Regions from separate parts of the Homo sapiens genome. Here region 1 is linked to region 2. A link is a loop called in an ENCODE intact Hi-C map of the cell type or tissue named here. Cell type or tissue: endothelial cell of umbilical vein. All regions are shown on one strand.

Region 1 (2,500 bases), 290 kb before region 2:
GGAGGCTGAGGCAGGAGAATTGCTTGAACCCAGGAGACGGAGGTTGTAGTGAGCCGAGATCACATCACTGCACTCCAACCTGCGGGACAGACTGAGATTCCGTCAAAAAAAAAAAAAAAAAAAAAAGTATGTCTGACTAGGCACGGTGGCTCACACCTGTAATCCCAGCACTCTGGAAGGCCGAGGTGCGTGGATAGGGGAGCCCAGGAATTCAAGAGCAGCCTGGGCAACATAGTGTGACCCCGTCTGTTTTTTTTAGACAGAATTAAAAAAAAAATTTTTAAAAGGAACATACGTAGACAATGCTGCTTTCTGAAACAAGCTCCAGTTGTTTAGCGATTCAGAAAGGAGAGAACCAACTGATATCTGAATACACAGCTAATCTCAAAGGGTTTTTTAAAGACACCAACTTTTTTTTTCCTTTGTTAGGTTTACAAACAGTTTTTTATAGATCTGTGTTTCCCTTATTAAATTTTCTTGAGAGTCACTCTAAAAATAGATGTAACTTTTCTATTGTTTTTTAATAAATCAATAGTAACTGAATTTTTAAAATGGGAAAGATACATGCTTAATGAGAGATAATTTAATAATCTTAACATCTTACAGTTTGCTTACTCATTTTAAAATTAATAAAAATTGAGGGCTTAATATCTGCTTTTAAGAACACTTTTCTGAAATTCAACATTTTATTTGGTTTCAGTTTAGTTTTTGCCTCAAATAATAATAAAAGTCAAATGCTTTTTGTTGAAAAATATTCATATTAGTCAGTTAAATGTGATGAGATTATGACATTGTTTTATCTTTTTTCCCCAAGTTTTCAAACATGAAAATCTTTTTAATAATTTTTAAAATATGTTTAAGTAAAAGAAAGCTCTGCAGGTACTCAATCACTTATAAACAATATAGTACAATACAATAAAAAGCTTTTTTCCAGTGGGTTGTATTACATAAGTAAGGCTCTGATTCCACAAGTAAAGGACTGAAATTAAGTTGTTTTTAAAATACTGAAGAGAAAGGTTCCTGGTGTCAGATGTTGCCTTACAGGAAGTACTTTCACAACTGGGGTATTCCCCAGTCTCTCCCCATTACATGTTTCCCAAATTTGTTATTTCCTAAATCACGGGGCCTTTTCCCGTAATTCAAGGTTCGTCTGTCTCAAGTAAATCTTCCAGAATGTGGTAACTTCCTCCTCTTTTAATCATTTACTTCAAACACAATCAGGCTGAAATACTGCATTTTTCCACTAGATGCCTCCAGTCAACAAGATGTGACTGTCTAAAAATTACTCAACAAATTTCATAACCCCGAAATTCAAAACATTTAAGGAAAAGTAAACATTTTTTACTACGTAGCTTACCAAGCAATACAGAGAGTCTAAAAAACATGACTATCGATTATCTTCCTTGTGCAAACCACTAACGAATAAATTAAAAAGACAATACTATTTTGTAAAAAACGTTAAAACATAACATTCCCATACACACCCCCAAAAGGCACAGACTCAAAAAGTCCACATACCCCTGGTTTTATCAACCGAGCTCTTGAGAAAAAAAAAAAAAGTTAACAACATATATTTTAATTGCATTACAAATATGAGTAAATAGTAAATAAAAACAAGCCTGTTTCAGTTTCCCACTAAAGGGCTATTTTCCTTGTGAACTTTGACCCCTAAGGGAAATCAAGAAAAGTATCAAGTCTAAAGATCCTGAACTGTTCCACAGTTAGGTTACTGCTTTTTTGGTAACGCACACCACAACGGTGTGCCTCCTCCTCTCCCACCTGAAGTCAAGTGGGCTCAGTGAAGTTTCACCTGCAGGGTAGCTGGGGATGCAGGGAGTCTCCAAGTCCTAGGCTGGAGTCCCGACCCCGTTTGCTCTCAGGAAGATGACAAGGACCATGGTTCCTAGCACGGAGTAGTGTCCTCCTGTCTCCCACCTTCAGTGTGACCTGGCAGTAAGACACCACTCCCACTTCTATCAGGAGGTGACCCTGACACTCAGAGACACCTGCGGACCCGATGATGTCTGGCCACCAGTGGACAGGCGCTCTCAGCCCTCCTGCAAACGGCTGGCACACCTACCTGAGAGACCAAACATTTCCCCAAAGCACATTATACAACAAGAACAATTTCAATTTGCAAAAAAAACGAGTGACACAGTAGAGCTTTCTTTTCAGGCCCTACAATTCACCAGTGCTGGCAATATGTGTAACGGAATGTGGCTCACAACAGTAAGGCAAGCTCCTTCGCAGGACCCCAAGTTCCCTGAGATGACAGAAGTGTGTTCAAACCCATCGAGGCACTCCTTCTACAATGAGGTAGACCATGTGTTTAAAAGAGAGACTATCGTGCCTGGAAAACTCGGAACCGGTACAAATACGAAGCGAGTTCTCCTCCACGGAGAGGCCCGTCCGTATGGGGCCTGGCTCCCTGGGGTCGCCTCTGCCGGGGACTGCCTCCCGCCGCTCAGCCTGGAACCTACCCTTGGCCAACGCCTCCTGG
Region 2 (2,500 bases):
CTGTCCATTCTGAGTCTGTAAGAAGGTGGAGAGGGGCAGCCCCAGCTGGGTGTTAGGCTTTGCGGAGCCTCTGCTGTCTGATGTTTGGCTCCAGCATCTTCAAAGCAGGGGCTTTTCTCCTCTGTCCACCTGATTGGCCTTTGTGAGGAACCACCACCTGGCGGTGGCCTCATTAGCATCATGGGCCAGCCAGCTGAGCTGACAGCCCGCAGGTTTTCTAGAAAGGCCCACCTTCCCTTGTAGTTTGCACACTCCAGGAAGGGCCCTGGGTCTGGGAGGGTTTTCTGGGACCTTGGTGACAGGGAGAGTAGGGGGCTGAACATTAAGGTCTGAATTCTGCGCTGGGGGCTGGATTGTCCTTAAAGGCGGTTGGCCTCAGACATCCACATGGCAAAGCAGGGAGTTTAGCCCATCTACAACTCTTCTTTATACATGAGGAGCAAAGTATGAGACCGCCCAGGTAATTGCTCTGATTGGAAGAAAATCATCACGGAGCAGGGTTTAGGGTTGAAATACTGGCCTGCATCCTGTACTGTTGAGTTGATCTGAGCCAAGGATAGCAGAGAGGACCAGCCATTTTTGTGGTAGCTTTCTGTTGTGGAGGGCACTTGCCCACCTCCTGGGAACGCCACACCCTGGTGTGTTTGCCCTTGTTCTGTTTCCCCTGCTGCTCTTCTGCTGGAAGCTCTGGACTCACCTGTCTCTGTTGTGGATGGTGCAGGGCGGGCAGGCCAGAGTGGCATCCTTGTCCTGAGAGGTCCCAGGAGGCAGTTGAGTGTGTATGTGTGCGTGAGTGCGTGTGTGAGTGCACGAGTGTGTGAGTGCAAGTGTGTGTGTCTGAGTGTCTGTGAGTGCAAGTGTGTGTGTCTGAGTGTGTGTGTGTGAGTGTGTTTGTCTGAGTGCGTGTGTCTCTGTCTTCATCAGCTCCTAGGAGATGCCTCCGGACAGGGGCCTGCCCGTCTCTCCCTCCAGTTCCTTGCCAGTGTCATGTGACACTCCTTTCAGAGGGCACCCCCCGCCCCCAGCCAACTCACCTTTTTTTGTAAACTTAGTTTTTAAGCAGTCCAACTCTCTCTCTGGATTCAAATGAAAGCTTTAGATCATAGTCTGTTTCGATAGCTCTGTGTTCCTGGTGGTGGTTTTCTCCTCACAATGACCTTGTAGGCTAGCTGAGTTTTGTCGAGGAAGTTGAGCTGGGAGAGACTGGCTCACACAGCTTGTTAGTCAGCGCTGGGGCAGGAATCTGGCCCAGGCCCTTCATGGCACCTTTCTTAGGGTAGCGTGCCCCCTCTCTATTCCAGGTGACCTCTGTTACGCAGTCCCCATTGCCTGCCCTGGTTCCCTGGGCTCTGACATCAACTTAGATGTCGTGTTTGACTTAGGGCTTCCAGCCGGATCCCTCTCCATACACCGGGCTTCCTTCCAGACCCTGCATACCTCTCAGGGAAAACCAAAGGCTGACGTTTGGCATTTCCCTGCTTCTATTTATTTGTATTTGTCGGCCCTGTATCTTTGTCCACAGCTTTGTGGGTTTGTTAGAATAGGAAGTGAAGTACTTCCTATATAAGCTCTGGCCATGCTGTGTCAAACTCACGTGCTTCCCCAGCCTTCAGCTCGGGGTAGGAGTCTTCATGCAAATCAGATTGTTTCTCTTTTAGTGTAGGCAACAGCAAGTTGTTGACGACAGTGGTTACCTTAGGCTCTTGACATTCTGCTCCCAAGGTCCAGTGTGGGAACCCTGCCTCCTTGCTCCTCTTCCTTGCTGTTTTTTCCCTTTCTCCTTAGTTAAGGAGACTGGTCTGGATTTCTGAAGGTGACTGTGCTGGATATGTATGAGCTGAAACACTGTCTGATACTGTTGAGGGACAGTAGTGAGCCAGGTGATTTCTTGAATACTCTGTTAGAGGACTTGCGTGCATGTCGAAAGTAGGAGAATCTTTTTTGGATGTTCAGGTTGGAAACACTTCACATTCTCTTTGTCTCCAACATGTTAGATTTGTTGCTTGCTGTAGACTCAGAGAAACATTTCTCTAGCTAGTGACCATGTATCTTGTTATGTGAATTTCACTTATGTGTCACCAACTGGGTTTCTGTCTTTTAAGGAAACCAAATTACAGATTCACACGTGCCTACTTTTATTATTACTGATCCCATCCTGCCTTTATCTTGCTTTATTAATTGCAGGCCAGTAGTAAAATGTTTAATAGTTACATGACCATTAGCATAACCCCAAGATTCACAGGGACTGAGGAAACTAAGATATATTTTAAAAGAGTTTGGATATATGGCAATAAATGAGGAAGGGACAGAGTGATACTTCATGGAGATGTTTTGTGTTGAAGGGAAGGAACCCAGTTTTCTAAGATTTATTTTCTTTAAGAGATTGAGCATACCATATATTTTGATCATAGAATTTTACATACTTTAGATGCTAGCTGTTTTTAAAAGGAAAGAACTCCAAATTACATCTTGCAAGCTATTGTGGTTTTGCAAGCATTGA

Evidence for each region. Hi-C counts contacts between places; a loop is a spot of excess contacts. Peaks named below come from ENCODE experiments on the same cell type or tissue, not always from the same donor. Only the 100,000 strongest peaks of a DNase experiment are listed, where the experiment ranks them.
Region 1: a loop joins it to region 2, with 4 times the contacts of the local background. A loop is called at or near these places in 7 of 110 quality-filtered maps.

The regions. Positions count from the first base shown.
Region 1 is chr6:159,690,181-159,692,680 of GRCh38, forward strand. It overlaps SOD2 (superoxide dismutase 2), which reads right to left. Exons shown (of 5, transcript NM_000636.4): 2 at 2,481-2,500. Among named protein-coding and RNA genes, the nearest start is that of SOD2, 1.8 kb to the right of the region's middle. RefSeq lists an enhancer at 2,304-2,373. In endothelial cell of umbilical vein, a CTCF peak has its summit at 1,233; a DNase peak (open chromatin) is centred at 1,191; H3K4me3 peaks cover 816 bases; H3K27ac peaks cover 1,306 bases.
Region 2 is chr6:159,980,468-159,982,967 of GRCh38, forward strand. All of the region lies in intron 1 of IGF2R (insulin like growth factor 2 receptor), which reads left to right. Among named protein-coding and RNA genes, the nearest start is that of IGF2R, 13 kb to the left of the region's middle. RefSeq lists enhancers at 1-502, 1,335-1,384, 1,395-1,504, 1,695-1,864. In endothelial cell of umbilical vein, no CTCF peak of the experiment used is centred here; a DNase peak (open chromatin) is centred at 1,424; H3K27ac peaks cover 537 bases.